2 separate regions of the Homo sapiens genome follow, and region 2 is linked to region 1. Evidence: chromatin loops called from intact Hi-C (ENCODE). Cell type or tissue: heart left ventricle. All regions are shown on one strand. Links, peaks and the distances in the headings refer to the core of each region. The heading gives the core; the rest is flanking DNA.

The links. A loop is a pair of places that touch in the nucleus more often than their neighbours do. Peaks named below come from ENCODE experiments on the same cell type or tissue, not always from the same donor. Only the 100,000 strongest peaks of a DNase experiment are listed, where the experiment ranks them.
Region 2: it touches region 1 in a loop (2.3-fold over the local background); 5 of 110 quality-filtered maps call a loop at or near these places.

The regions. Positions count from the first base shown.
Region 1 is chr1:207,806,104-207,822,548 of GRCh38, forward strand. It overlaps MIR29B2CHG (MIR29B2 and MIR29C host gene), which reads right to left. Exons shown (of 6, transcript NR_135299.1): 1 at 16,101-16,445; 2 at 12,859-13,043; 3 at 11,136-11,311; 4 at 9,826-9,977. It overlaps LOC148696 (a long non-coding RNA gene), which reads left to right and starts at 12,276. Exons shown (of 1, transcript NR_026817.1): 1 at 12,276-16,445. RefSeq lists enhancers at 1-763, 16,291-16,445 and a silencer at 12,861-13,155. In heart left ventricle, for the core only: a CTCF peak has its summit at 5,948 (motif pointing right); DNase peaks (open chromatin) are centred at 1,937, 2,440 and 6,088; H3K4me3 peaks cover 4,456 bases; H3K27ac peaks cover 7,155 bases.
Region 2 is chr1:207,974,683-207,991,127 of GRCh38, forward strand. No RefSeq gene overlaps it. Among named protein-coding and RNA genes, the nearest start is that of LINC02767, 24 kb to the left of the region's middle. In heart left ventricle, for the core only: a CTCF peak has its summit at 7,494; no DNase peak of the experiment used is centred there.

The DNA of each region.
Region 1 (16,445 bases), core at 1,851-9,850:
GCAAGGAAGAGCTCATCTTGGTGAGAGAGGGGCCTGGGGAAGGCTCTTTTGTAAAAGGGGAATGTCTTGCCCTCAAGAGACAGTCCCAGGCCATTGCATGTATAAACTGAAAGGGCAGTCCAGCTTCCTGTCATTCTAGGCAGCAGCCTGGGCATTCTGTCTTTAGCTGTCAGGGTGGGGGCTGTGAATCAGAGGGAAGGGTGATAAAAGGAATGGTATACACATGAGGGGCCAAGGGTGGAGCAGAGGGAGCATGGAGTTACCGGCTGGCCCAAAGTCCCCAGAAACCTCCATCAGGCTCTTCCTTTCTGGCAGGGTGGCCTTCAAAGGAGGACTCAGAACCCAGGGACCACTGCATTTCCCAGGCCCTGAGCCCCAGTGTGGGAATCACATCCTCCAAACCCACAGTGCCCCTCAAATTCCTATTCAGGTAAGAAGGCAAAAAGTAACAGCCTTCCAAGCCTACGTGGACCCAGCATCGGTTTTTCTGGTTTCCCCTGCGTCAGAGGTATGGAGGTCTATGTTCCTAGGCAGCTGCACTCCTAAAAGTTCAGTTTTCCATCCCTCCCTTAACACTACTGACATAAACCCCAGACTCAGTCCAGGCACGGGGGCCCTGGGTCGGGACTGCTGGCTGGATGGGAGGATGCACCAAGGTTACCCTGCCCCTGGGATGAGCTGGGGGGACAGCAGGAGACAGTGGAGGGCAAAGGGAAGGAGGAGGAGTGGAATGAAGACTGGAGCTCGCGTGTCTCCATGTTCCCCCAGTAGAAGGGCTCAGCTCTGGCACAGAAGGATGGGCATGTCCCTGAACTGCTTTCAAGAAAGCTAGTGCTTTCTGCAAGAGGAAAAATGAGCATACCAATGGTCTATTACACAAACACAATGCCCACCACAGAGTTCATGGGTCCAAACCAATGCAGATCCAAAGGCAAACCACCAATGCTGCTCCCTGGTCATTCCTAAATCATCTGCTTGACTCAGTGAAGATGGAGTCAAAAGTGAAACCACAGTCTCAGGTGAAACCTAACTCTGGAGGTAGGGAGGGAGACGCCCCAAAGCCCAGCTCCCCCACCTCCCCCAGGCAGAGCTGGTGACCACTTCCTTCAGCCACTGGGAAGTAACTAACAGATGCAGTATCCTACCAGGCACCACACTCACAAGACGGCATGGCTGCTCTCGCTGGGAGAAGCACGTTCCTGTTCCCAAGAGCTCCTCCAGAGACATGCCCCAGCCTCTTGCAGCACAGCCTCTGCTCCTCCCTGGAGGGAGAGCACAGCATCTCAAAGGAGAGAGCATTTCAACAAGTCAAACACTCTCCCCAGAGCAGAGCACAGCCCAAGGGGGGCACCAGGAAGCCCAGGGTGCTTCCTGAACTAATCTCTGAGTGGCAGTTCTCCCCAGTACCTGGGCACACACCTGGTCCACACACATGGACTGGGCACACCCTGTGGCGTGATGTAGTTCCACTTCCCTAATAGAATGGAGGGAGGCTGGGCCAGACAGAGGGTAGATTTGAATCCAAAGCCAACTGCAAGCCCACTTTCTCTCCTTCCTCTTTGGCTGGCCCAGCTGGTAGCTGCACCTATGGTGCTATTCCAGCCTCATTCTGCTATCAGGACCTCTGTCTGCCAGACTCAAGAACAGTGAGTAGCAGGAGGAGGAAGGAGGAGAAAGGAGGGAGGAGAGAGGAGGAAGGAGGGTAAGAGGGAGGGAGGGACTCGGGAGAAGAGGTGGAGGAGGAAGTTTCACAGTCTAGTGCATTCCCATCAGATCAGAGAGAGGGGAACATGTGCAACTTCCCTTTTCAAGCGTTTCTCTGCCCCCCATTTTGTTTTGGTTCCTTCCCCTCTGGCCTGGGGATGGCGCGGCTAGTGGGCTATGCAGGGGCAGGCGCCCAGGTACCCAGCCAACTGGGCTCTCGCCCGGCTCCATCTCAGGCCTGGCACGCTCCCTCAGGCCGTTACCCAACATGCCCTTCTCCTTGTCAGGGAGGCCGCGCCCTCTTGTTTTCAAAGTTTTATAACAGTATTGTTTGTTGTCCAGCAGATTAAATTCTTTGGAGGCTGGGGAGTGGGGGGAGGGTGAGTGAGAGAGAGGAGGGAAAAGAGAGGAGAGAAAATACAAATAACTTCTATTAGGCCCAAAATATTAAATGAGTTCGCTTAACACAAAGTTCACCTGTCTTGAGAGAGGCTAGTGGCCAGGAGCCTGCGTTCCCTTCTCTGTCTGTGCCTGACCTCTCTGACCCCCTTCTCACCTAGCAAGGGATGTACGGTCTCAAACTTCCAATACCACTCCTCGGGTCAAGCTGAAAAGCAGTACCAGCTAATAAGGCTGGAAGATGCATGTGTGAGCACCACCCTCCAGGCAGGACACATGACATAGCGTTGGGCAGGTCCCTGCAAGAACACCCTTGACTCTCGTCTCAGGCGTCTGGCCGAAACAGTCCAGGGCTATTGGGGGAAGGGCATCTGTAGGCAGCTGCTGGAGCCCTTGTCTCAGAGATGGCTTGTCCCTGCCGTGAACCAGTGGTTTGTTTACACTTGAAATCAAAGTCACATATTCATTGATGCCAATGACACTGGAAGAACTGTACCCCAAGGAAATAACACAACTGCATAAATAAATATTCACGTAGACCTAAGGAATAAGAGTGGGAAATAGTAATGAAAAGAGACAAAAAGTCATTATAAAATAAGCATGATCTTACGGACAGGGCCCATTTCAGCATCCTCAGCCTTTCAGGCCTGTTGATGCTAAATCTGTAGGTGGTGATGACACACAAAAAATATGATTTTCCATATTTAATACAACTCTCATTTAGCCATTAACTGATTTATTTCAGACTGTGGGTTACCGCTAAATAGTAGGCCTATTTGAACACATCCCTTTGCCTTTAGTATAGCAGGCAATGTCTGTGGCTCCCAGAGTTGTGGGCCTGCCCTGGGATGTTCCTCTCCCACCTCCTACCTTCTTCCCAGCAAACCATGTCTGGCCTTGCGTCCTCTACACGGCCCTCCTCCCTCCCCACCATAGGATTAGAGCAGCTCAGCACTCTTTCCTGGAAAAGATGAGGGACAACATGCCTTTCTCTTTTTTTATATGCAAATAACACCAGTTCCTATAAGATCAGTGCCAGAAGTTCTCTCTGCAAAGGGAAACAAGGTCAAAGTTCCAGATTCGATGACCACATTGGTGTACCCTGCCCATGCATCCCCTCAATTGCATCCAGCTTGGGCCTGTCTTGAAGACAGATGGGAAAGATGGAGAGAAATGCCTGCTCTAGATCCTGGCACCCAAACCTCATGCTGTTCCAGGGACTGTCTCAAAGTGCCACAGACTTGGGACTGGGAGGATCCTGTGGAGGACACCGAGTCTCCTACCTCAAATAAAGAGGCTTCATCTTTCCTCAGGAACCCTCAGCAGAGGTGATGCACAGTTCTCCCAGAAGTCTAGCCCAAATCACTCTCCTTGCTGCAAGTTCTGCCCACTCTCTTTTCCATCCTTCAAGTGGACAGAATGAACTGGATCCAACATGACAAATCTTCACACATGAAGCTACAGAAGGCTTTATCCACTAAAACAATTCCGCTGTGGATTCCCCATCACAGGGTTTCAGTATGAGCCAAGGATGCATTCAGGAAATACCAAAGGACAGACATTTAGAGACACATATGCATGCTGCCCCTGTCCAACCTCAACTGTCCTAAAGGAATACCCCCAGAAAAAGCCTAAACCATCATGGCTAAATCCGCTGTAAATAAAGATAAACCATTATTTCCTCCTTCATACAAGTTCTGGGTCTATTTAAACAAAGGTCACTCAAGAGGGCTAACTGGCCAAGAAGTCCTGCTGTCCAATACTCTGCCTTACCAGCCCTTATAAAGAGTGGGGGATTATGCTCTGCCTTTAAGGAAAACTGACACCCACGAGTTCTCTTACCCACCTTTCTCTCTGTGGGTAAGCCCTACTTTTTCAAGTCAATCATGAAGCAGACACTCAGAACTAAAGCCAGTGTTTCTAGTCCCTTACTTTACATTGTACATTAGCCAAGGCTTCCAGCAGGCGCTGTACATTAGCCAGCAAACAGGTAGCATACACACAACATGCATGCTGGGCAAGGCTCAGGGCATCTCTTACAAATGTGTTGGAAAAATTTCAAAAACCCTACACTGGGCCTCATCTCTAAGTGAGCTGCACTCAGCAGAAGCATGCCTGTGTGCATAGGCATGAGGTGCCATACAGATGTGTCACAGTGGTTTGATGCATCACATATTCCAGAAGCTTCCAAATACAGGAAACCTCTCCAAGAACACATGGTGAGTGGCTGGCTTCCCAGCCAAAAAGTGCAAGCCAGTTCTCACAAGAGCTCCAAGAAGTCTGAAGAATCAGAGAGTTGGAGAACCTGGACATGCTGAGGTTCCGTTTCCCATTCAACACATAGAAAAGGCATCTCTAGGCCCTCTAAGGCCTTCAGAAATTAAGGAAACTGCCAAAGACTCCACTCCCCTACTCCTGTCCCTGCCCCACTAGTCAGAACCCAGAGAAATAACAGCTGAAGTCAGAGGACCTAGATGGGAGACCCACGAGAAGCGGCTACAAGCAGTCAGATCTTGGCAGGATTGACTCTCAGGTTCAGTTTTACCAACGACAAGGATAAGACCACCTACCCTCTCAGGGTTGTGTGAGGACCAAATGAGCCAGCAAGTATGAAAAGAACTATGTGAGCTGATACGATGGTTATTACTCCATTCCTCTCCTGCCTGAGTCCTAGCCCAGATCGCTGTTTGCTATTCCATACTGGCAGTGGGGTGGCACTCAGCTATTATTAATCCCAGGTAAACATCCCACAAAGCGGCAAGCAGATAGTGTCTTGGAGAAAGGTAGCTATTTTAAAACTCTACATTCTGCTTAGCAGATTGCACAATGTGCCCCCTCAGCCCCAGGGGCTCCTACCCACACAGCCTTGCAGAAGTGGTGTACGTCTGGGACTAACGCTGCCATGGAGAAGCTAGGCCAGAGTCCCAGCCACTCCTAGCCCCCATCTGGCTGGGCCTGGGACCTTCGGCTTTCCTGCATGTGTTTTATTTTGCTATCTTTTTAAGAGTGACTCAAGACTAAAAAGCCAAAATGGAACCAGTGGCTCTGAGATATTTTTGTTTATTTTTTATTTTTTTCATTGTTATTTTTTAAAATTAAATTTAATTTTTTAGTCGAGGGCCTCAAAAAATACATGAAAAGAGAAGGCTAAATATAAAGGAAAACTTCCTGACAGCAAGGGGCACAGACCCTCCCTCAAACCACAGCTGCATTCTCTCTCCAGGGTTTAGGGCCAGACAGGACGGAGCATCTTTCCTAGAGCAGGGTCCCTTGGGTCAGCCCCTTGCAGGACAGCAGGCACCCCCAGCAGCTCCCACATAAACCCATCTCCAACAAGCCTCCCGGGGGAAGCGCGTAGCCATGTCCCCTACCACCCGGTGGATCCTCATCAACACCTTCACGAAACCTCCAGCCCTCTGCTTCCACTTCTGGGAGGTCTTTAAAAACTACCTCCTCCCACCCACCCACCCTAATTCCAACAGTACCACTTCAGCCGCTCTGAGACAGGTCATCAAGATCCCTCCCCTTCTCTTGTGGAAACCTGGGCCTAGTTTTCCTCATCTTGAATTACTGGCTAAGGAACATCTCCATGAACATTCAGGGAGGCCCCAGGATACAGCTGGAACCTCCAAAGAGATTCTGGTTCCATCCCCTCATTTCATAGATAATGAAACTGGAGCTGAAAGGAGGAAAGTGAGTGAGTTTTTACCAACAAGAGCTAGGACCAGAATCAGGGTCGGCTGACTCAACACAGAGCAACACAAACCCCACTTTCCTGACCCTCCTCCTCCCTGAGCACCCCCAACTACACTACCTCATCCCTGTGCAACTTCAGACCCCTGGCAGCAGATGGCAGTGTGTGCAGTCCGGCGGGTCAGCTGTCCATGATCAGCCAAAGAGCCAACAATCACATGGCCTGACTCCGCAGGTCCGCTGCCTCTTCCACCAAGTAAACAAGTCCCGAGCCCTGGAGCTACATGCGCTGAACACATGACACATGCCTGCCCTGTCCCCAGCACCACCAACCTGCCTCCGCCTCTCAAGACACAGCTCAACCAAGCATCTGGCACAGGTCACTTCTCTATGCCTGGTGCCCATCCCTTCCCTATCGTGAGACGATTAGCTCTGGGAACGGCTCGTTCTGGCAGGACAGGCTGAGTTCAGAACCAGCCTCCTGCAGGAACATTTGACCAATGGCTCGGCAAAGACCTAACCTGCACGTTTCCCTGTGCTGCATGGACAAGTGTGGGGCACAGTGACCAGGCTGAGGAAAGAAGTCAGCTGGTGCCTGGGAGGGTGTGAGGCAGAAGGCCAACAGCAACCATGGCAGACAGGAGAGAACCAGTCTGCCGGAGACCAAAGGCTTGACATCTACTCCACCTTGATCCCTGACTCACGACAAGTTCCTGTAAGCCATGGGGACCTTGGATGGATTTCCCAAGTTATTAGGAAAAAAGAGGGGGTTAGTTTGTGTCAGTCCTAACTCCCTGAAGGAAAGCTCAATTGATGTGGCTTCAGATGGCTGAGGTCCTAAGTCTCTAGAACCCTCTGACCATCATCTGAATTCTCCTCCTTATGTGTGTGGGGGGTCCCCCTTTTCATCCCCACACAATCTCCATATATGTCTACCCTGTACATTTTTAAATTCTTTTTAAAAATCATTATTAGCGGTGTCTCTCCACACTAGAATGTATGCCCCATGAAAGTGGAAAGTTGGCTTTGTCAAGTTCTGTATCTCTAGCGCCTGGCACAGTCCCTGGCACATAGCAGAGGCTCCGTACACAGCAGCAGACGCCATGTACTGGCCTTACTCAGCTCTGCCTGTCCATGGCTACCAAAGGGCATTTGGGTCTGCCCTGCCTCCCCCTAAAGGAATGCGGCACAACCGTCCCCAGTGACTGGAAAGTTCCTTCGGGTGTCTGCCTTTTCACTCTGGTTCACATCAGTCCTCTGAGAATCTTAGTTCACAAAAATGTCTGACTTCAGCCCAAAAGAGTAAAGATAACGTAGAGGCTTTGGAATAAGAAGTGCATGCATTTAAATCTCAACAACCTCACTTACCAAATGCATAACCTTGGGTTAAGTCACTTAATCTGTTTCTTTAACTATAAAAGGGAAGTGATCCCTATGTCATATGGTTGTTCTGAGGATGAAATCAGATAAGGAGAGGAGAGCCCTTTAAAAAGGTCAGTTTCCCTTGGACCAACAACTCTGATGCCCATCTCATACCTTCATGCCTCATTATAGACCCTGATCGGGGCACCATCCTACCTTCAGTACCAGGCACTCAGACGCAAATCCTTCACAGGAGATGCACACATCCATCCTGGGCCATGACAGGCAGCCCTGGCTGAGCACTGGACTTGTCCTCCCACACCCTCCTGGACTTGCTCCTGTGATCTAACCACACATACCACCTCCCCACGTGGCTCTATCTGCCCCCATGTCCCCAGTCCATCCCTGTAGGCTTGACACTATGGTACCAGGCTCCGCACAGGCCATGGGGCCCTGGAGGTGTTCTCTGGCTTTATCAGCCCATGAGCAGCTCTTGTGGAAGGAACCAGCAAGAAAGCAAACTCAGTCCATGCTTTCCTCACAGTCACTCCAAGTCTCAGAAAAGCAAAGCAAAATGAGGGCCTCCCACAGACAGCCGGCTGGTGGGAAAGGGTGGTATCTCTTACATATCTCAGAGGGAGGTAACACGCCCAAAAAAAGTGACCAGCACAAGGTACAGATCCTCTCTAAAGCTGTGGCTGCAGCCTTAGGGACACTCGAGCCAGGGGACAGAGCCAAGATATGCATTAAACAATTCACAGAGCTGACCGGACCAGGATTCAATGGAATAGAGAAGGTACTGACCAATCAGGGCCCCTGGCAGGGCCTCTCCCCCACAACTCCCAGCCAAGCCACACCACCTCAGCTCCAGAGCCACCAACTCTGTTAACCTCTGCTGGATCCCGGATGGAGAGGCCCCATGCTGCCTCCTGACTCCCAGACCTCAGAAATTCAAAGGTCAAGAAAAAAGTGCCAGATATGCTGGCCCCTCTCTCAGGAGATACCAACTGTTCTGCTATCCTCATTGGGAACACACAATGCCCCATGTCATGTGTGTAGAACCCAGGCTGGTGAGCAAGGAGGAAAAGAACCAGATGAGGGACAAAAATAGGAAAATCAGCAGGGAAGCACCAATCCCAATTCTGGAAACATCAGAGGCCAGAGAGATAACTGCATGACCACGAGCAAAACCAACCTCCCCTTTACTTCCCACCCTGGTTTTCCCAATCTAACCAAGGACAGGGCTATTCGTGGGAGTGGGGATCACGAAGAGCCATGCCCAGGGACACACTGCACATATGAGGGCTGAGACTCCCAAGCACAGCCAGCAGCTACGTCTGGCTCCAGCCCTACAGCCAGGGCTGGCCAGACTCTAGCCAACACTTCTTGAGGGACTTGGCTCACTCCTTTTAGTCTCCCCAGCTGCACCCAAGTCGATATCTCTCCACTCCAACACCCCCTGCCATCCCTCACTGCAGTACTGCTGGAGGGCTGAGACCTGTCAGGGTCCTTGAAGGAAGAGACATCAGATTCTTCCAAACAGCCCTGGGTTCCTCAGGCTGTTCACAGCCAACCTAGAGACTCACCTCAAATGGACAGAGGAGAAGAAGAAATAACAGGAAGCAGAATTGGCCAATCTTCCCTGGATAGCAACGGGAGCAGCATGGGGAAGAGGAACCCCCCACCCCCACCGAAACATATGAGCAGAGAGAGGCGACCACTGTGTGGCCAGAGGTAGGATCCCATAGGTACCTCCGAAAATTACCCAACATAATTCCTTTTATCTTTAGAGCCCAGACCAATCTGCTGTTGGCTAATTCCAACTGGCTTTACTGGCCAAGAATGCTGTAGTCATCTACTCGATAGGAGAGAGACTTCCTAGTGATGTGTGGGCACCGAGAGTCTGCTTTGTGAATTGTATCAATGATGCCACTGACCTCCCTGATTCTGCAGGCCGTCATCATTTTTCATTTTTAATCACCATTGCTATTACTGTGATCGGCAGCAAGTGAGGCAGAAGAAAAGCATTTCTTTGTCAACTTCCTAGAGATGCTTTGCAATGGCTTACTGGACCAGGGATTTTGTTTTTTAAGGCAAAGGTAATGAAGGCCTAGAGGAAGAAAGTGGCTCATTCAAAGAAACCCCAAAATTAGGGAGAGTCCCAAAGCTCACTGCTCAGCCCAGTCCAAACTCCAGACCACCAACCTAGACTAAGCCCCCTCAAGGCAAAATGTATCTAGAGTTAAGACAGGCCATCCACTGAGACTACACAGGGGAGAGAATCCCCAGGCACCAGGAAGGCTCCCAGGATTACCGAGGGGTTAAACCCAGAACCTCCTGCTGGATGCTGGAGCCAAAGAGAGTTTCTATTACTGTGGGAGGCCCAAATGCTCTGCCAACTGCCACACCCAGCAACACTACCCAGCTATCTCCCACACGTCCGCACAGCCCGACCACTTCAGCTGCCCATTCTGCCCCCAACCCTGTGCTGGTTACTAACCCCACACAGAAAAGCCAGAAGGAGAAGAATGCAAAAAAGAGAACAATCGTTTGGGAGATTCTGAATGGAGACGTCTGAGGATTCCCCGGCGGAATAAGGAAAATGGTGTTCGTGGGAAGGAAGGAGGATGGGGGAAGGCTGGAGGGAGCAGCCCACACTGGACTTACCTGGGAGGCAGAGAGCGGTTAAATCCTATTTCCTTGCTGCATCCAGTTTCCAGTAAGCAGCCTGGTGATGATTCACTGACAAGACTGGGGTCATGTCGCATCAGTCAGCACTTGTGGTCACAAAACCACAAAAATTGGTGGCTCAACAGCACCTATGAGAGGAAAGAGGGGAATATCCAACCCACCCTGCCCTGAACCAGCCAACACAACATGCTCACCCACCACCAAAACTCCTCCAGAGGACAGCTGAGCCCTCTCTGCCCAACTGGAGCCAGATCTCCAGAAACCCCAAATGGGTAAGGATGAAGAGTAGACACAGACCCAGGATGCCAGTCACTGTGTTTGCCCTCATATATCCTAAAGAAAATCAAAGGGAGGAGGAAGTGGTGGAGGAAGGCAGGGAATGCAAGAGGTCCGAAAGAAGGAAGAGAGAGGTCAAAAGACATCCTTAGGCAAAGCATGGCAAACAGGAAACCAGGAAGAGAAAGCGGAGGCAGGGCTCAACTGTACCCTCAGCCATGTCACATGCCCCTAGCTTCTCTCCCTCTAAGCTCAATATCCATCGCAGAGCTATTAGCCCTTCCTGGCCCTCATCCCACATCAGCACCTTCATCTAGCACGACCTTTCAATCTATCAGCATCTGCAATACAGGAGGAAAGTAAGCAGCCCTGAACCAGACAGACAGACACACACACACACACACACACACACACACACACACACACACACACCCCTTCCCAGAATAAAAGGCCCTTGGAGATGGCTCATGCTCTCTAGGTTCTGGTTCTCTGATAGAAGTGCTCCACTCCCACAGGGGAGGGCAGACACGTCTGATAAGAATTGCTTAGCACAATGCTATATATAGTCTAGGTTCCTACCAGCCTGGAGATGTGGAGCTAGAACTTGGCAGAGAACCATGCTAGGTGCTGGCAAGGACCATCCTCCCACTGCCAGCCAATGGGGAGCCTCACTTCCCGGCTGGGGGCCGTGAGGGCACACAGGGTCCTTCCAGGCAGCCCATTAACACTCCACACTGAGGGACACAGGCTGTTGGCTCCATTTTAGGGAAAATCAACTTCTCCCAAATGTGAGGGGGATGTGTGGGGGCTGAACAGCAAATTCTAGCTTCTCTGCAGCTATCCAGTAGCATGAGAAAATCAATCTAGTCCTCTCTTCTGGAGGACTAAGGGTGGGGTGTGTGGGAGAAGAATGGAGAAGGCATAGCAGGTGGCTGGGCTCAATAAACATCTACCCATTTCTGATGTTCGAAGAAATAAAGGAATGTAAAAGAATGCAGATGAATACTTACTGCAGAGAGCGGGGCTGCCAGGCATCTCCTTTTTTTGTTCCAAATACATGCAAGTGAGCCACTCTATCCGGCAGTATGACGGCTGTCTCCGGCACACTGGCACCATCCTCAGCTGAGCCTGAGTCGCCAAGAGGTTGTCACCCACTCACAGAGCAAGCTGCACTCTCCTGAGTCCTCTATGAGGAAGAAGAGAAAGGAAGATAGGTGGGCTCAGCTCACAGAGCCAACCAAGCAATGAATCCAGCAGATCCCAACCAGGGGCCCATCTGGGTTAGTATGTGGCTCTGGGATGATGACCCTTAGCTGTTGCCCGCCATCCAATGAAAGACGCAAGACAATGTTGGGCAAAATGACATGGGACCTATGTCCTGGAGAAAGGCCAGTAACAGAAGATGCAGGGTCTGATGAAGGAGGGTCTGTTTACCACCTCTTTCAGAAAATGAACCTGAGAGACCACAGAGCTGCCTGAAGCCCGAAATCCAGGCTCTTATCATATACACAGCTTGGGACAAAGAAAATGAGACACGAAAGGTTCCAACGTCCATATACATACAATCTTTTTAGGTCAAGCTGCTCTCTACTCGGGTGCAAAACATGACATGAAGCGGCTGTGTCTGCCTTTGCACTCTGAGTGGGGATGGCTGGCTCCCACCCCCTGCCCTGCTTAACTCTCTCATGTGACCTCGGTCACATCTCCCTGCCCTGCTCTGGCTCCCAAGGCCCAGGAGCCACTCCTACCAGAGATCCCAAATGAGTCACCCTGGGAGGTCCTTGGAGAGAAGAGGAGGTGCTCAGTGACAAATGTCACTGCTAGCATCATCCGCGGGAAAGCATGAGACTGAAAAATAGTACCCAGTGAAAGGAGGGAGGGGGCTGCGGCCAAGTTGTCCCTCATCCTCATAAGCAATTGTTTGTCCCTCTGCCCCACGCTCCAGCAGAGGGGGTAGAGAAGAGAAAGGGGAGGACGGTTTGTCCGCATTCAGTGGCAGTGGAGGTGCATCTTCTCTCTCGGTCGCAAGAAGGTGGGGTGGGGTGGGGCGGGGCGGGGCGGGGCGGGGCGGGGCGGGGCGGGGCGGGGCGGGGCGGGACGGGACGGGACGGGGCGGGACGGGGCGGGGCAGGGCGGGGGGATCACGCGCCTATAGCGCAAAGCTGCGGTATGGAGAAAAGCCTAGAACCCACAGCCGCCATGATGACGCAAACAAAATTAAAAGGGTCAAGAACTCAAGGCCCACTGTTTCACCTAAGAAGAAAAGGAAGAAGATGAAGGGGAGAAGAGAAGCTCTGATTTGGGTCAATATGGAAAGGGGAGGCTGACGCAGGCTGCCCAAGAGCCAGCCTTTAGCTTAGTGACGGTGATGCGGATCCGCCATCTTGAAGCGCCGCCCGGCAGAGGACTCTCAAGACGCCACAGCCCCACCACGGCCACTTCTCCCAAGGTACAGGTGCGCCCGCATTCACTGAGGTCGGCCTGGCCCACCCCTACCCCAAGAAGCGAATCGCCCTTCATTCAAGGCAATGACCAGCAAGACTATCACAAAGAGAACCACGGTGAAAAATCCCAAAGGGCTTTCTGGGCCCTGGGAAGATGTCTGTCATCTGGGACTAGTGGGAAGAACTCAAAAAGTGACCCTATTTGCCAAGCTCATCTAATAACACATACAGCTGTTATTTTCTTTTCAGACTCTAAAATGCAAGGGTTCCCAGAGCCCTGCTGAGTTACCTGGTGTCGCTCCCATCCTGATGCCCGGGCGGTGGCCGCCTTCTCTGTCCAGCCCTCCCTGAAAATGACCCCAGGCTAAGGATCAGCTCAGAGCCCCGAGCTGTTTTTGTAGCTTTCATGTTGACAGAACATCCTGGCCACTCTGCTGAGAGCTCCATCTCCCGGCTCCCGATACACTGAGTCATCTTCCAAAGAGGAAAAAAAACAACAAAGCAGCCGTCACCAGGGTCCCCATTGCCGTCGACTGACGACTCACTGGCTGTCGTCACACTCTGCTCCGCGGCCCCCGAATTGGTAACGAGGGGCTTCAGGGTGCCCAGCTCCCCTCCCGTGGGACTCAGCAGCGTCAGGGAAGCAGGCAGCCACTGCTGAGATTCAGAAAGAAGGGAAACTAACCTGGCATCAAAAGGCTCCCAGGAAAGCTCACTGACCCTCCCTCTGCCGTCACCAGCCCCCACCACTCAGATGCCATGGCATGTTCCTGATGCAGAAGTAAAGGGGTATTTATGGCAGGTGGGGGACAGTACACCTTGCAGGCTTGAAGGGCGTAACGCCTAGGTTACCTCCTCTGCGCCCCTGCTGTGATACCACTTAGGGCACAGGAGCTCCTGTCTCCCCCATTTCTTCTCTAGCCCCCTGCTATGCTCCCATTTTAAGTCCCTGATAAACCACTGGGTAGGGATGGGAACCTATTTGCTGCCAATATATTAGGCATTTCTGTATAACAGTTGTAGTAGCTCCATCTCACTGAAAACTTAAATCATATGACTTGTCTAAAGTCACTCAGCTAAGAAGAAGGATCACAATGAAAACCTAGGTCTGTTCAAGTCCAGTGTCTCTGCTCCCTGCTCTCTAATTCTGGAGCTTATTCTGGCTTTGAAGATGCTGTATCCCACTCCACCTCTCCCTCCTCTTGTACGAGGAAGGCAACCAGGATAACTGAGTCAGTTAATCCATCAATTTCAGCTACAAGAAAAAAGCCATCATCTTGAGTGAACCTGACCACAAAGGAAGAGGAGAAAGTTAATGACAGTGTCAAGGAACAGCTGAGGGACCCAGACCATGGACACAAGATTGACCACCCAAACTCCCTCAGAGCATTAGGGACTTACAAAATTCCTTAAATAGACAAATTTTGGGGATCTACTTCATAACAGCCATCTTGTAAACACCAGTAATTCAGAGAGGAAAAATGTAAAGGCTTTGGAAGACCAGGGCTCTAGTCATGACCAGGCCACTTACTAGACATGGGATGCTCCCCACAGGGCTGTGGAAAGGAGTAAATGAAGTAACTGCAGGGAAAGTGTATAACATGGTATCTGTCAAACAGAAGGCACCAAATAGGTATTTGTTTTCCTTCTCCTTTCTCTAGCCTCCCTCCTGGAGCTCCCAATCTGATAGGTGACATAAGACTTATACACAAATAATCATAACACAACAAAAGTACCATAAAAAGGGACAGACTGTATGGAAGTTTGGCTGAAAGGGCAGGGGTGGTTATGAGAACTGCTTCTTGCCAAGGAAATCAGGAGAGGTCCACGGAGAAAGTGAGACTGCCACAGGTGGATGCAGAGGAGAAGAGGCATGGAAAACATCACTGGTGAAAACAGATAGGAAAAGGAAGTTGCCTGGTTTTGTTGGAACCTATGGTCCACCAAAAGAAACTGAGAGAGGTAAGACTGTACAGGAAACCTAAGGCCAGTTACGGCCAGCATTGAGCATCACGCTAAAGGGAAGGAATTTTACTCTGGGAATTATGAGAAACCATTTTAAGTTTCTGAGCAAGAAAGACAAGATGGCCGCTGCACGCAGAAGGGCCTGGAGAGAGGGGGAACGGGCAGCGGGGAGCCTCACAAGAGGACTACAGCTGGAACCATGGCACTGGCAGGGGGCATGGAGGAGAAAGAGAAGAAAAACAGTAAGCAGGCAGGACCATCCGAACAGATCCTCAAAGCTGCCATGGACCTCACTTCCCTGTCCCCACAGGGAGGCTGCTGGAGACAGAGCCTATTTGGGGAACACAAACCACGGGTCTGACACGTCTGAGATGAGCTGCCGAGCCTCTGCCTCCACTCTCATTCAGACACTCAGCTTTTCCGAACTACTCCAAGCACCAGGCTGATGAGGACATGGGAAACCCACGCTCTGGCAAAGCCGGGCCCAGGTGTTGAACCCCTACCCAGACGCCTTCCACCTGAATCCCCACCCAGGACTGTGTCCAAGGGTGGGACTAGGCGGCTCTGCCCCTAGAGCCACCTTCATTGCGGCAGCCACCACTGTGCCTGCCTCTGCTGTGCTTTTGCCCCCCCTTCCCCTCCTCCGTCATAGCCCCCGCCCCCCGCCCACTCTGCGGAACTGGCACAGCAGGACAGAAAAACCAACGCCACCATGTCGGAGACCAGCAGAAATGGCTCCAAAATGGCAGCTCATCAGAGGAGTCCAGAAAGATCATAAACCCACCCAGGGAAAAGAGGGGAAGCCAGTGACAAGGGGAGTAAACTGTCAAAACTACCTCCCAACCAAGCCCCCGATAATCATCACATCTTTTCCTTCAGAAACATCCTCTCAAAAATCAGATGGGACATGAGTGAAAGAAGGGTGCCACCCCCTCCACCAGAGAGGCCCTAGGGGCCATAGGTGGTATGGGGCACTCAGAAGGATGTTCTGTAGCCTCTTCCCCAAGATGAGGCTAGAAAACCACCACTTTTGTCCTCAAGCTTGGCTCCTGCCAGTAACTAGACAAGAGTTAGCCCTCCCAGGGATTGCAGTCCTTCACTGCTACCCAGTCAGACCCTCCCCAGCTCTATGGGCCCTGGGGAGCAAGAAGGTAGGGTTGCAAGGAAGGGCCGAGAAGGCGCGTGCCATGCCCTCAGTTATGTAATAAGAAGGGCGGTGCTCGTCCTAGGCCAGAGACCCAGGGCGCACTGCGCTTCCAGATGCGCAGTCACGGGTGGGGGCCACTGCGCATGGCGCAGGGCTTGGTAAACCCCCTCCCCACAAACGTGAGACCTGCGACAAAGACAGGTTAGAGAGCCGGGACCCTGATTTTTCGAGGCCTCCCTCCCCCAACCAAAGGCGGACAGCCTGCTGCCCTAGTTTTATTCTGATTCTCCTCATTCCCTAGACTGACAAACCTTTCTAACCCGGGGCCTCCAAACCTCCCGTCTCCCACTGACTTTTCTGGAAATCCCACCAGATGCGGAGTTTCGAGCAATTTCCTGGGGTCAGTCCCCCATCCTCACCTTTCCAAGCACCACGTAGTAGTAGCTTCCAGAAGGTAGATCTTTCCCATACTGGGCTCAGCTCACAACTGGCTCTTGAGGGCCTCTGGACAGCCCCGGACGTCAATGCAAATCTGTTGTCCCCAGGGAGTAGCCCAGAGTCAGCAGGAAGCCCAGGGTGGTGGCAGTATCAGCAGCAGCAGCTCTGCCCTACCTTGCCCATGCGTTTCCAGGGGAGCCAAGAATTATTTTGCCGCAACACTGAGGTGTGGCTGATTGGAAAATTCCCTTTTCCAACACCAAACTACAGAATAAATATTTTCTTCCAATTTGGTCAACCCTCTGCATACCCATCTCCCTAGCATT
Region 2 (16,445 bases), core at 4,475-12,474, 170 kb after region 1:
CATTACATATACACAGGTTCTGAGGGCTGCAGGTTTCTTCTTGTCCCATGAAGGTCAGAAGATGGGATCAACATCTCTAAAGTACTAAAAGAAGGAACTGTCAACTCAGGATTCTACATCCAGCAGAAATATCCTGCAGGTGTGAAGTCAAAATAGAGCTACTCTCAGATGCAGCAAAAGTGAGATAATTTATTACCAGAATACATTTTCTGTAATAAATGATAAAGGAAATTCATCAGAGGCTAAAAGATAATGATAACAAAAGAAAGTTGGATTTTAGGGAATGAAGGAAGAGCAACAGAAGTGGTAAATATCTGGGTAAATATAAGAGACTTTTTAAAAAAGTTTTAAAAAACACCTAGGACCATTGGAAGCAAAACTTATAACATAAGCTGGTGGAGTTTTTAATGTGTGAGGATATAGTCAAATGACAATTATAACATAGAAGTCATTTGAAGGGAATATTAAAGGACTTTTATGTGGTTGCAAAGCTTCTATATTTTACTTGAATGTGAAAATATATATATATAGTAATCTCTAAAGCAACCACTAAAAAATAATACAAACAGATTTAGCCACAATGCTAATGATAAATTTAAAAAGACTACTAAAAATTATCTAAGTAACCCAAAAGAAGGCTGAAAAAGGGGCATATAGGAAAGAAACTAGAGGGAGGCTGGGCACAGTTGTTCATGCCTATAATCCGAGGACTTTGGTAGGCCAAGGCAGGAGGATCACTTGAGCCCAGGAGTTTGAGACCAGCTTGGCCAACATAGCAAGACTCCATCTCTACAAAAAATTAAGAAAAAAAAATTAGCCAGGCATGATGGCATGTGCTTGTAGTCCCAGCTACTCAGGAGGCTGAGGGGGGATCACTTGAGCTCAGGAGTTTGAGGCTATAGTGATCTATGATGGTGACACTGCACTTCAGTCCAGATGACAGAGCAAGACACTGTCTCAAAAACAGAAAAACAAATAAAAAAAGAAGAGACAAATGGAAATCAAAGAGTAAAGTGGTAGAACTAAATCCAACAATATGAATAAGTACATTAAATGCTGATGATCTAAACCCTTCAATTAAAAGTCCAGGATTGACAGAGTGAATAAAAAGGCAAGTTGTTATTATATGCTGCCGTCAAATGACACATTTCAAATGCAAAGGCACAGATAGGTTTAAAGTAAATATATACCATGCAAATAATAAGCATAAGAAGCCTAGAATGGCTATTTTTAAATCAGCTAAAATAGATTTCAAGACAAAGAGTATCACTAGAGATAAAGAGGGACATTTCATAATGATAAAAGGGACAGTTCATCCAGAAGACATAGCAATTATAAATGTATATGAACCTAGTAACAGAACCATTCCAATCCTGGAAATAAAAACAATAAAAAGGAATGAACCTTGATACATAACCGAGATGAATCTGAAATCATTATATTTAGTAAAAAAAAAAAAGCCAGGCAAAAAATAGCACATACCATATAATTTCATTTATATAAAATTCTGGAAAATACACACTAATTTATAGTGACAGAAAGTAGATTAGTGGTTGCTTACAAATGGAGGTAGAGGCAGGCATGGATGTTGAAGAACACAAATAAGTTTTTGGAAGTGATGGAAATGTTTGTTGTCTTTATCATGGCAATTTTTTTGAATGTAAAATGGTCAAAACTCAACAAACTACATTTAAATATGGAGTTTAGTGTACTTCAGTTATAACTCAGTAAGATTGGAGAAAAATAAATGCCTAAAAAAAGTAATGAGTACTTACTAAACACTTCTAACTTCAATCTAATACTACAGGAGTTTTCCTCTTCTTTTTCCTTTCCTTATTTGTATCTTGTTCTTCCACAATGATTCTCTCCAAAAGATTCTTAGCCTCCCTGGTTCTCAACAACATCAGCATATATAGTCATTTGCCAAAATAGTTTGGGAATTGTTATTGTATATCATTACCAAAACAAAACAAAGTTCAAACTTTCTTTGCAGTTCTTATTTTATTTAGAACATGTCCCCCTGAGAATGTACAGTTCAAATACTATGTTCTCAAGAGTTACTTGGATTGGGGGGAGGAATAGCATTAGGAGATATACCTAATGTAAATGACAAGTTAATGGGTGCAGCACACCAACATGGCACATGTATACATACGTAACAAACATGCACGTTGTGCACATGTACCCTAGAACTTAAAGTATAATAAAAAAATATATAAATAAGGTACATTATATGCAAAGTTAAAAAAAAGAGTTACTTGGATTGATGTTTCCCTTCTGTATAGACACCTTGTCAACTACCAAAGGTATATAGATAAATTCATTTGTTTCTGTTTATACAATTTTCCTCATCAAACATGAGGAAAACATTTGATGATTTAATTTTATTTTCACGTATAGTAAAATATTTGGTGGGTCAAAAAGTAAAACTAAACAAAAGGTACATTTAAAGAACTGTTCCCCTTTCTTAGCATTTTCTTCTTGTTTCAACTCACTCCCTGCCAGAAACCAATTTCCCTGGCTTCTGATTTATCCTTCCTATGTTTCTTTTGCAAAAATGGGAATATATTTTTATTTTACTTTCTTTCATACAAAAATATAACATACTATCTATGATTTTTACTTTAAAATATCCTGGCAATCACTTCACATCAATTTACAGAGCTATTTCTCATTTTTATAACTGTGTATTATGCCTTTGAATGGATATACAATGACTTATTCTACCAATCTATCATTCATATATGCATAACAGATTCTTCCCAATATTTTGTCCTTATAAATAATACTATAAGTTGAGAATCTTAATTAAAACATCTGAAATTCAAAATGCTCCAAAATCCAAAACTTTTTGAGTGCCGACATGATGCCACGAGTGGAAAATCTCACACCAGACTTTGCTTCATGGGTCACAGTCAAAATGCAATTAAAACCTTGTTTCATGCATAAAATTATTAAAAATATCGTATAAAGTTAACTTCAGGCTACATGTATAGGGTATATATAAAACGTAAATGAATATTATATTTAGACTTGGGTCTGATGCCCAAGATAGTTCATTATTTATATGCAAATATTACAAAATCCAAAAAATATCTGAAATTGGAAACACTTCTGTTCCCAAGCATTTCAGCTAAGGGATACTCAACATGTATCATGAATGATCTTGTACATATTTTGTTTCACATTTTAGGATATGGATCTTCAAAGTAAATTAATATATTATTATTTATTGGATGAAAGGTTAAATCCATACATAGTTGTGTTAGATACTGCCAGATATTAGATATTATATTAAATATAGCCAAATCCCTTCTGTAGAGTTCTACCATTTTGCATTCCCACCAGCATTGAAATTGAGTGCCAATTTTTCCATATCCTGTCAACAGAATGCTTTGTGAAGCTTTTGAAATTTTGCCAATCTTGTAATTGCAAGATGGTATCTATGTGATTTTAATTAGCATTTCTCTTATTCTGATGCTCTTTTTATATATTTATGGATGATTTGTATATCTTTCTTTGTTTCCTTGATTTTTATGAGTTGTTTGTGCAACAGGCGTGTTAAACCTTTATCTGTGATATGCATTGCCAATTGCTAATATTTTCCCATTATATAATGTGTCTTTTGACTGTGTTTTTGGCGATTTCAGCCATGTAAAAGTTTTTTTTAATGTAATTGTATTAATCAATATTGTCTTTTATTGATTCTGAATTGGGAGTCATAATAAGACTTTTTAATAAGCCAGATTATAAGATAACTCACCTGTGTCCTAGTCCATGTTACTATAAAGGAATACCAAGGCTGGGTAATTTCTGGGTAATTTATAAAGAAAAGAGGTTTATTTCACTCATGATTCTGCAGGCTTTTTAGGAGAAGCATGGTGCCAGCATCTACTTCTGGTGAGAGCTTCAAGCTGTGTCCACTCACGGCAGAAGGCAGGGGTGAGCCAGCTTGTGCAGAAATCACATGATGAGAGTGGAGGCAAGAGAGAGAAGAATCAAGAGAGGAAGAAGGTGCCAGGCGCTTGTTAACAACCAGGTGTCTCAGGAACTAATAGAGTGATAACTCACTCATTACGGGGAGGAGGCCTCAAGCCATTTATGAGAGATCCGCCCCCATGGCTCAAAACACCTTCCAGTAGGCACCCCCTCCAACATCGAGGATCAGATTTTAACATGAGATTTGGAGGGGTCAAATATCCAAACCATAGCACCCTGTTTTCCTTTAATCCTGTGTGATTTCATGTGTGCATCACACATCTGATCTATTTGCAGTTTATTCTTGGATAGGGTGTGAGGTATGGTTCCAATTTTATCCTTTTCCAAATAGTTATCCAATTGCCTTAGCATTATTTATTTTAAAGTTCGTCTTTTCTCCGGTGATTTGATATGATACCTTTTTCATATAATACGTTTCTTATGGACTTCATCTATTTCTTTATCTCCTGCTTTATTAGTCTGCCTATTAGTGCAGCAGTACCATACTGTTTTAATTTTGGACAGAGCCTCTGTGTTTTAATTGATGCACTAAATCCCTGTATGGGTATTGTAATTCTATTAATTGAGGAGTTATTTCTGCTATGTTATTTCATATTTTATTTTTATTCTACATTTATTTTTTATTTGTTTTCTTTATGGTTTCTATTGGATAGATCAAATTTTCTTATGCTTATTTAAAGGTTTTATCTTCTACTTTTTTATTATGGTGGCTGCCTTTAATCCAAAACCTATAATTATATTTATTTGTCTTGATAATGTCTACAATTTTAGTTTTGAGGGGTTAGAACAGCTAGGGGAGCAAACCAGACAAGTACTAAAGAAACCTCCATGTTTGATATAAACCCAATGCACAGGTCCACACAGACAGGGCATGGAGGTGTGCTCCGCAGGGGCACCGCACAGACCTGTGTGAGGGCAAGCCTGGATGCATGTACAACTAAACATCCTCACAGATACACTTTAGTGTAGGTGGAGACCTGGTTTATGGGTTTTTCTGTTTCTTTTTTTTCTTTTTGTTATTTGGATATGCTTTTTTCTTACATTTTCTTTGATCCTTGCTTTTTTTTTTTTACACAATAATTTGTACCAAGTAATTTGACCATTCTTCCATCATATTTCTCTCTCAGCACTTTCCTGAATTTATTTCTCTTTTTATCGGGTACTCTTCCAAGAGTGTTTTCAAATTGGGATTTTGTGTGGCAAACTTTCTGAGGCCTCATATTCCTGGAAATATGTTCATGGCGTTCTTGCATGTAAGTGACAATTTGGCTGGATATGAAATTCTAGGTTCAATATTCTTTTTCCTTTAATACTTCAAACGTATTTTTCTCCATGTTTTCCTATGCCCAATGTACTCTTCAGAAATCTAATAAATTGTGATTCCTTACTTTTTTAGGTGACTGTTTTATCTTTCTGGAAACTTTTAGAATTTTCTTCTGATTTTTTTCTTTTTCAAGACAGAGTCTTGCTCTGTTGCCCAGGCTGCAGTGCAATGGCTTGATCTTGGCTCCCTGCAACCTCTGCCTCCAAGGTTCAAGTGATTCTCATGACTCCACCTCCCAAGCAGCTGGGATTACAGGCATGTGCCACCACACTCAGCTAATTTTTGTACTTTTAATGGAGACGGGGTTTCGCTATGTTGGCCAGGCTGGTCTCGAACTCCTGTCCTCAAGTGATCTGCCTGCCTCGGCCTCCCAAAGTTTTGGGATTACAGGCGTGAGCCACTGCTCCTGGCCTTCTTCTGTATGTTTAATATTCTTAGTTTCACTGAAGTATTCTAGGTGTGGGTTTTTCTTTATTCTTGTTGGCACTGTGCAAGTCCTTTCCATCTGAAGTCTTTTGTCTTTTATTCTTATTTCTTCAAATGTTTCCTCCCCTTCATGTTTTTCCTCACCTCCTGGGAATCTCATTGTTTGGATATTAGCACCTCAGTTTACTTATAACCATATTGTAAGTAAATGTAAGTCACAACATTCTTAGCCTTTATTTCATATTTTCTATCTTTTCATCTGCTGCTGCTGCCCTGCGGGAGAACATCTCGACATGATCTTTCAGCTTAGAAATTCTGCTTTCAGGGATGTCCATCCAGTAATTTATCCCTTCTGTTTGTTTCAAATCATTCATATACAATATTTCTATTTGTTTCCTTTTTATAATTTATTCTACCTGTTCCATATTTTAGTATCTTCTCTTCTGTTGGGAATATTTATTATGCTTGTTTAAAATCTTGGTGTATCTGTCTCAATTATCCTGGTTCACAGGATGCGTATTGTTCAGTTTGTTGCCTTTCTTTTAAAGTGGTTTTATTCCTTGAGGTCAAATTAATTTGGCCCGTAAACTTATGTTCCCTTGGGGCTGTCAGTTATTCTGCGCAGTACTGTGTAGTGAAGGAGCATCTGAAATCTTAGTCTATTACTTCCTGCTGAATTTAAATAAGAGGGGAGGGAATGAGCTCCAAGCCAGAGAGCCCCTGGTTCCACAGAAACCCTCTTGATATGTTCCAGCAACCTGCTATCCCCCTTCCCAATTTAGGATCCCTTTTAGATGCTACTTTCTTACTGTGCAACCCCTCTGTCCAGTATTTTCCTTTCAAAGAAGCAGACTTGGGAGGTGGCCATCCCTTTAGTAGATCCAGCAGGCTTCAGGGTTAAAGGGGCAGCAGAGGATGTAGGATGGATGAACGAATGCCCAAGGGCAGACAGAAGTCCATTTCTGGTCCCATTAGCTCTTATCCTAATAGGGTTTTTGGTTTTCTCTGATTATATTCTTGGAATCTCTGAGGACTTGGTTATGATGCTGCTTGTTCTAGGTAGACAATGGTCACCTTGTGTGTGTGTGTGTGTGTGTGTGCATGTGTGTGTAGAGGGGGTACAAGACCACAACTTTGGAGCAACTAATATCCCACTGGGGCTTCTCCCTTTTCTATTCCCATTCATCCACCCACCCGTCTCCTTCACACACACTGGATCTCTGTCTTCAGAAGCCTTTGGTCTTCCTGGAATTTCTCACTGTTTTATCTTTGGATCATCAGATCCATGGTATATTTTCTCTGCTGTGGTTTCCCCAAGATTAATTTTGGAGGTGGGAGCCAGTAGCCTATGCTCATTGGCCATCTTGTCAGAAAACAATGACTCATTCTTTTGGGGGGTAAATGCTCAGTCTTCGAAATGTCTTCTCCCTCTCCCTGGTCCTCTTCATTGTGATAGTGAGTTTACAAGACCTTGTGCAGCTGTGGAGAGAAGGATATCTTGAATTTACATCATTTCAAATTGCCCAGCTTTCTCCTGCAGAATGGCTGATCTGGGCTTGTGCTCAGCCTCATGACCCCTGGAGGTTTGGCTGTTTGGGGGATTATGCTGGCACCACTGTCAGAGTTTATGGTCTGGTCTGTGACTCTAGATGGGAAGCAGCTAGAGCCCTTTCATCAGACATCAAGCTTCAGCTGGTCCATGGCCCACCAGGCACCAGGGCATGGGGTGGTCCTATACCGCCCCTGCAGGCCATCAATAGATGTAGCAGGGAAACAAGAGCACAGCCTCATGCTTGCCCAATGGTTGCTTGTATGCTCTGTGCCATGTCGGATGTGCCTGTGTGCTGGACTTCTGTTAGGCTGAAGCTTCCAGCCTCCCCTAACCTACACCTGACAGTGTAGTGCCATCCTTCTAATATTCTTGATTGCCCCACATTTATATAGATGCTTCCACAGTGTTTCCCTTAACTAAAACCTGTAGAGTTCTGTACAAACTTCTGTTACGACCTCTCTCCCTTTGCATCGTAAGTATTTATGTTTCTGTCTCCCCAGCTAGAGAGTGAGCTCCCTTAGGGGGGAAACTGTGTAATATTTTTCCTTGCACTTCTCAGCATCTGGCCTAGGGCTTGGCATAAAATAAGCACCAGGTAAATGTGTGTTGAACCAAACTGAATAATACAAACTAAAAACAGATAAGTGCTTTAAAAGAAGTGTTTGGGGGAGAAAGGCTTTATTTATGGTTTGGGGATATGGAATGGTTTCTTAAGAAGGTAATAGTGGAGGGTTTAGACTGATGGAAAGAGAACATTCAGGGTGAGGGGAACACTGTGAGCAAAGGCACAAAGATGGGAAAGCGCAGGATGTTCATTTGTTCCCTTTCAGGGCAGGAATTATTCCTTGGGCATCTTTGCAAACTCTCTGAATAGTTCCTTGAACGTAAGTGGTGCTAAGAATAAACTGCGCCGAGTGGAATAAAATCCCCATCTTCTCCTGCATCCCTCAGAAGTGGGGGTGCCCAGTGGTCATAGAAGACATTAAATCAGAAAGAAACAGGTCTTTCTTTGGTACAGACACATCCAAGATTATAATATTACACACCCTATATAGTCAAGGTTGCTGCAGGAAAGAAATGACATACTCAGACAAGTCCATTGAGGATAATTTAAGGGAGTGCTATTTACAAAGGTGTGGCTATTAAAGGAAACCAACAAGTGGGGTAAGGCACCTTGGCGAGAGCAAAGTTCCATCCCTGGGCATGCTGGGACCAGGGAAGGAGGAGTTACTCTGCATGAGACCGGGGCTGTCCAACCCTTAGATGCATTGCCAAACTGTGTGTGCATGTGTGTGTGCACGTGTGTGTGCATGTGTGTGTGCACGCATGTGTACACATGCATGCATGCAGCAGGGTGATCAGCCCTCTCATCTTCTTCCTCTGGAGTCTCCTGGAAGACCCAGTTGGAAGCCTCCAGGAGCACAGAGCAGGGTGGGGAAGGGAGGAGAGGAGATTGGCAGATGCAGAATATCTAGTACACACCCAAAGTCTCATTTAAATCTCACAACAGCCCAACGAGGATGACTTTAGTATTAACAACCATGTATTATTGGTGAGGAAGATAAGCCCTAAAAGGTTGATTTGCCCAGGATGAAAATGCTGCCACTAGGAAGACATTGATTTTCACTCCATATAGGACCAATTGTTCGGTGTGTATGTGCATGTGTGTCTATGTGGGCAGGGGCAGGTGGTAAGGACAGTGGGACACACAGCAGTCTGAAGCTCTCATGGGCCACCCCAAAATGGAATCCCTGGAGGGGGCTGGAGTAGTCTGGGCCTGGCATTGTGGTTCAGAAACTTAACCCTGGGACTTGGACACAGGAGAAACATTAGGGCTCCAGCCCCAAAAAAGGAGATAGTGGTGAGGAACAGTGAGCTACAGCAGGGACTCTCAAACTTTTGGTCTCAAGATCCCTTTACAGTCTTAAAAATTATGAAGGACCCCAAAGAGCTTTCGTTAATTGGGTTGAATTTCAAACAGTATTTTCTGTATTAGACATTAAGACAACAAAATTTTAAATACTTATTTTCAATTAATTTAAAAATAACATTCTGGCTAATACGGTGAAACCCCATCTCTACTAAAAAATACAAAAAAAAAAAAAAAAAAAATTAGTGGAGCATAGTGGCCAGCGCCTGTAGTCCCAGCTACTCGGGAGGCTGAGGCAGGAGAATGGCGTGAACCTGGGAGGCGGAGCTTGCTGTGAGCCGAGATCGCACCACTGTACTCCAGCCTGGGCGACAGAGAGAGACTCCATCTCAAAAAATAAATAAATAAATAAAATAAAATAAATAAATAAACAAACAGGCCAAGGCAGGAGGATCACTTGAGGCCAGGAGTTAGAGACCAGCCTGGGCAACATAGTGAGACCGTGTCTCCACAAAAAATGGAAAAAACTAGCCATGGCAGAGCATGCTTGTAATCCCAGGTACTCGGGAGGCTGAGGCAGGAGAATTGCTTGGGCCCAAGAGTTTGAGGTTGCAGTGAGCCATGATCTTGCCAGTGCACTTCAACTTGGGTGATAGAGCAAGACCCTATCACTAAAAAAATAAAAAGTAAAATTGCTGGGCACGGTGGCTCACGTCTGTAATCCCAGCACTTTGGGAGGCTGAGGTGGGAGAATCATGTGAGCCCAGGATTTCGAGACAAGCCTGGGCAACATGATAAGACTTCATCTCTACAAAACATACAAAAATTAGCTGGTAGCATGCACTGTAGTTTCAGCTACTCAGGAGGTTGAGGTGGAAGAATTGCTTGAACCCAGGAGGCTGAGACTGCAGTGGGTTGTGATTGCACCATTGCACTCCAGCCTGGGTGACACAGTGAGATCCTGTCTCAAAAATAAAAGAAAATAGTAAACATATTAGATACTAATATAAATAACATATTTTTATGAAAAGTAACATTTTCCAAAACAAAAGAACATCAGTGAGATGAGTGGCATTGTTATACATCTTTACAAATCTCTCTAATGTCTGGCAGAATTTTCCCACCACCTGCTTTTGCAATCAGTCTGTTGGGATATGTTGTTTTGGTTGAAATATGGGAAGAAAATCTGGCCTCATCCAGATATGTAGTTGCAAAAGGTAGGATTTTTTAATAGTTGTTTCAGATAATTGTGGCTATTTATCTTTGATACTACACTTAAACTCAATAAATGGTAGTTTCTTAAAGATTATTTACAATGTGGAATTTGAAACCATATCGACGAACATTTTACACTTGATTTTATGTACTGTATGAAATGCATGAAAATACACTGGTGGTTTTACAGCTTCCAATGATTCCTTTATCCATGTGTAAATCATGCATTGGACATTTGGAAAGTATTATTTCACTGAGTTATGAAGATCTTCCAAATGTTGACACATTTCATTATACAAATTTTTTTTTAAAAAGCCAAGACAGATTTGTTACTATTACCACTGACCTCATCAGGAAAGATCTTAAGTATTGGGATGCTATCAAGTTCATGGTGGTGAACACAAATTTTCCAAAATTCTAATTTTCATGTGAGAGCTCAAATGTTATCGTTGGCCACAAATCTGTCAATCGTTTTGCTTAAAGTGACAGGCTCACTTTGTTCATTTTCAAGACAATTTCTACCAAAAACACAAGTATTAATAACTGTGGCATGTCAGTTGTTTTTTCAGGTAAGAATGGTGTTCTGTGAAAGGAGTGGCTAGCTCAGCTCAAAGCTCAAACAATTGCACAAGCGTTTCTTCTGTGAGACAAGCATCACGTTTCAGCAAAAACGCCGTGTGTGTACTTCTAAGGTAGTCACACAGAATATTAAAAAGATGTGTACTCAAGGGTTGAGATGGAATAAAATTAGTGATTGCTACTGCTTCGTAAAGAATATTCATAAATAAAAATGGCTTTTAAAAAAACTGTGAGGGTGTAGTGACGAGAAAATAAAATGACTATTATCAGACTTCGTACTCTCACTTGGTTGATGTGGGTGTCAACAGTTTCACCCACCAATGCCTTTGCATCCCCAGTGCAAATGTCAGCACCATGAAAAGGACAAATCATGTGTTAGTATTATCATAAACATATTTTGATCTCATGGTCCCCTGAAAGTGTCTCGGGGAACCCCGGAGTCTTCAGCCACACTGAGAAAATCAGGAGTAGATGGCATGAGACCGGGGACGGCAGGGCCCCCCTGCTGGAGGAGCTGCTTCCGGCTTCTGCCCCATGCCCCTCATGGAGGCTGGGCTTTTGTTGCCCACACAGACGGCAGCATGCAGGAGGGTGGGCCAGTGTCGGGTTTGGGGGTTCTGTGTGTGCCAGGGGCCAGGCCATTCATCTGAAGTCTGTGCAGGTTGGAGGACACAGCCTCAGTGGAGAGTGGGGATTGAAAATAAAGGGGAGATTGTCTGGGGCAGCAGTTGCTAGAAGAGGAACCCAGCATGGACACTGGGTTGGGGGCTATTTTCTTAGAAGATACTCAGGAGCCTGCAGGCTGTAGGTGTGCTGAGGTGGCTCAGGGTGCCAGCCCCGCCGGCCTGGTCCAGGGCCTTCACCCCTCAGCGTCTCAGAGCTTTCATTTCCTCCTTTAGGTGCACAGAAATGGGGACTCTGTGAGTGGAGGAAGTCATCTCCCAATCTAGGCTTGTGGATCTGAAGAGGAGATAGGAATTCGTTTTAGGATCTGGATTCAGTAAAATCTTACGTACATATTACAGCTGGTTGGAACTGCACAAGTCCACTTATTCAAGGACTTTTTCCCACCCCTGCCGCCCTGAGACAGCAAGACCAATCTCTTCTCTTCCTCCTCCTCCTTGGCCTACTCAGCATGAAGATGACAAGGATGCAGACCTTTATGATGATCCACTTCCGCCTAATAAATAGTAAATGTATTTTCTCTTCCTCATGATTTTCTTTTCTCTAGCTTACTTTATTGTATGAATGCAGTACATCATACATATACAAAATATGTGTTAATAGACTATTGGTAAGGCTTCTGGTCAACAGTAGACTGTTAGTAGTTAAGTTTTGAGGAGTCAAAAGTTATATATGAATTTTTTTTATTTCAATAGGTTTTTGGGGAACAGGTGGTGTTTGAGTACACGAATAAGTTCTTTAGTGGGGATTTCTGAGATTTTGGTGCACCCATCACCCAAGCAGTGTACACTGTACCCAATGTGTAGTCTTTTCTATGGATTTTGAATTGTGGGGGAATTGGCGCCCCTAAATCCCTCATTGTTCAAGGGTCAAGTGTTCTTTTTTATAAGCAGAATCTTCATACACACAACCCTAATTGATTCTGAAGTCTGATGACTCACAGTTCCCCCATTCAAGCCAATGTTTGGTCTATTCCTTCCTGCCTCCCACCAGAAATTCCTGACACCCTCCTCTTCCACCCCCATGTCAATCCACTTCCCTCCCCTGCTTTACACTTGGCTGAGAATTCACGTCTTCCAGAAATCTTTCTCCATTACTCTTCCCCTCTGTCCTCCCTTGTAGAAACCGCTCTGTGATTAATTTCTAATCCCCTCAGTGTTCATAATACGTGAAGTAACCATCTTTGAACACCACTGTGTGCTCGGTACTATGCTGCCCACCTTACATGTGTTGCTTCTAATTCTCTTAAATTTTTTTTTCTCTTTTTAATTAGAGACGAGGTCGCACTATATTGCCCAGACAGGTCTTAAACTCCTGGGCTCAAGTGATCCTCCCACCTCGGTTCCCCAAAGTGTTTGGATTACAGGCATGAGCCACTGTGCCCGACTCTTCTAATTCTCATAATAAGAGTTACTCTCCTCTCCCCGTCTCTTCCTCTGGCTCTAACATCCAATCTATCAGCAAGCCCTGCTGATTCTACCTCCGATACATAACTTACATTCATTCTCTCTCTATCTCCACAACCACCTCCCTAATCCAAGCCATTTTCCTCTCCTGCCTCTACTACAGCATGGCCTCTTTCTAGTTTCTCTTCCAGCCTCCCACCCACTAGAATATAAGCTCTATGAGAGCAGACCTTGTATGTCATGTTCAGGACTCTATCTCCAGAGCCTAGCACAATGCCTGGCTCATGGGATCTGTTCAATGTTTACTTTTGAATGAATGAATGAATGAACAAATGGAAGAAGTGAATAAATGAAGGAATGTATAGCCATTATGCAGATCCATGAGGCTTATTAACTAATGGGATCCTGATCTCATGGCCTCACTGTGCAAAGGGGCACACTGAGATTCCAGCTATGAGTCTGGGCCACGAAAAGGTACAATTAATTGTAAGCTCCCTGAGAATGGATGATGGCTAACATTTGAACAGGTCCTTGGACCCCAGAACTGCTCTGATTTTGAAAGAGGAGACTCAGATTTCTGAATAGAGTCCATCAGTAATAGTTGTGTGATCTTTTAAATGAGTAATATCACTTACTAGAGTTACTTTCCCAGTCAATTGGGGATGATGATGTACTCATCTATACCTCAATGTAGCGACAGGGAAGCAGAGGGGCTGTGCCTTGGACAGGGGTGGTGGCAGTGGAGTTAGAGAGAAGGCATGAGGTTGAGACATGTGTTGGAGGCAGAATCAACAAGGCTTGCCAGCGTAAGGGGTGATTGTCATCATTCCTGACTGGGGGACTTGGGCTGGACTGCAGTCCAAGGTGAAACACAGCTTCCATTATTTGTGCACCTTTGTTTCAAGGTGATAGTGTCCCTGGTGCTGCCACTTTCTTGTTTGTCCATGAGTAAAGCCTTGGAGTCTCTTTTGGCCTCCCTTTTGTCCAGTGTAGCCTCAGGAGCACTGCGCCTTCCTGGGTGAGGCTGCCTTCCTTTTCACGCTCCAATTCCTACTCCACTCCCCGCCATCTTCTCCTCCTTCTCTGTAGGAGCGTCTCCTCAAGCCACAGGTCATCAGCCACTCCCTGCTCAGGCCCTGCAAGGGCTTGCCATTGCTTAGAGACACAATCCAAGCTCTTCAGCTTAGCCTCGGCTAAGCTCTCCTCACCCACTCCTACTTCTCTTTTCTAGCCTTGGTGGCCTTGTTCCTCCTCAGGTCCCCTGCACTTCAAGCAGACTCATTTACCCACTTCCATTTTCAGAGAGGGCTCAGTTGTTGTGGAATCTTAAACTCTTCGCTCTGGAAGATATCCGAATGGCACCTAATCCAGCCTCTCATCCGATTCAGGAATCCCTGCTGGAACCATCTGTGATACAATTGTTTTCCCTGGGCTGGGAATGTTGGCTCATGCCTGTAATCCCAACACTTTGGGAGGCCAAGGTGGGTAGATCACCTGAGGTCAGGAGTTCGAGACCAGCCTGGCTAACATGGCAAAACCCCATCTCTACTAAAAATACAAAAAAGTTAGCCAGGCGTGGTGGTGCACACCTGTAGTCCCAGCTTCTCAGGAGGCTGAGGCACAAAAATTGTTTGAACCCGGGAGATGGAGGTTGTGGTGAGCTGAGATCGCACCACTGCACTCCAGCTCTAGCATGACTCCATCTCAATTTAAAAAGAAAATTATTTTCCCTTGATTGAAACAGTCTCCACAGATTCCATCCTCCAAGTAGACACCAATGTCTCTCTTGCATTTTGTTTATTTTGCCACCTTGTCCACCCTTACTCCTTTCATTCAAATTCCCCCACTCTTTAAGGTCCCATTCAAATCTCACCTCCAAGCAGCTTTCTCTGGTCACCAAGCACACAGGAATCTTTCTTCCTTCTCTGTTCCCTTGGCATGATAGTTAGCAACACAAGTTTTATTAAACATTGTGATAAAACACATACAATTTGCCATCTACAGTTCTTTGGCTTTAAGTACTTTGACACTATTGTGTAGCCATCACCACTATCCATCTCTAGAACTCTTTTCATCTTGCCAAACTGTAACTTTATACCCATTAAACAGTAACTCCCCATCCCCTCCTCCCTACAGCCACTGGTAAGCACCATTCTACTTTGTCCTTACAAATTTGCTACTCTAGGTACCCCATCTAAGCAATATACAGTGCTATACAGTATTTCTCCTTTTGTGACTGGCTTATTTCACTGGGTGTAATGCCCTGTTCATCTCTATTGTAGTATATATGATAATTTCATTCTTTTTTAAGGCTGAATAATATTCCATTGTATGTATATGCCCCATTTTGTTTATCTATTCATCTATCCGTGGTGGAACACTTGGGTTGTTCCAGCTTTTGGCTGTTGGGAATAAGCAACACACATTTTGCATCAAACAGAACTGAGTTTAAATCCCAGCTTCGTTAACTTCCTAACTTGGGTAAGATGCCTAACCTTCAGGAGTCTCAGATTTCTTAAATGTAAAACACAATGGTCTGATCTGTCCTTTACTAGTTTTGTAGGCATGTGAAGTGGCTGGTGAGCACGACTGACAATTGGTAAGTTCTCGATGCATGCTAGGAAGCTACTAGACCACACAAGTGTCCCTTACCAATCAGGGCTCTGTATTGTTAGTTCCTCTGTATAAAATCTCAGGCAGTTCTATTTCCAGAACTAATGCTAGATTCTCAAGGTCTCAGTTCCAAGAACTTGACCCTAATAAGTAGCCAGTAACTCTTACTTGATTGTTTGACTTGGAGATGGTTGTATGGGAGTGTGTAAAAGTGTGAGTGTGTAAAAGCATGAGTGTGTGCACTGTATGTGCTCCAATAGGGAGCACTGGAGACGGCGTGAGGGTCTGTGGGTGGTAGGCAGGACTGGCGGCATACAAATCAGTGGGAGTGAGGGCTGGGGTGGGGTTGCAGGTGGGTGTTTTGTGCCCACTTGCTCTGCATTCGCTTGTACCTCAACCCCTTAGGGTTGCACATGCTACATTCTCAGTAGGGCTGGGAATGTGTGCAGAGTGTGGAAGTGAGCTGGGAGTTAGGGAACAAAGTAGGAGCACATACAGTCGCAGATTCTTTGTTCTGTTCAATGACTTCCCCTGCCCCATCTCTATGCAGACCCTAAAGAGTTGTTTTCTGTGCCAGCCTGGCCTGCCCATTCCTGCAGCCCAACAGAAGGACGATCCTTACTTGGCTTTTGCAAACCCCGGCCTGGTGGCAATGCGAGTCGCCTTCCAGCGTCTCTTCCTCCCCTTGCAGTTGCCACTTTGCTTTGGCAGGTGTGAAATATTAATTGCCTCACTGGGGACTGGGCTCTTTCTGTCTGTCGTGTCTGACCAGAATAT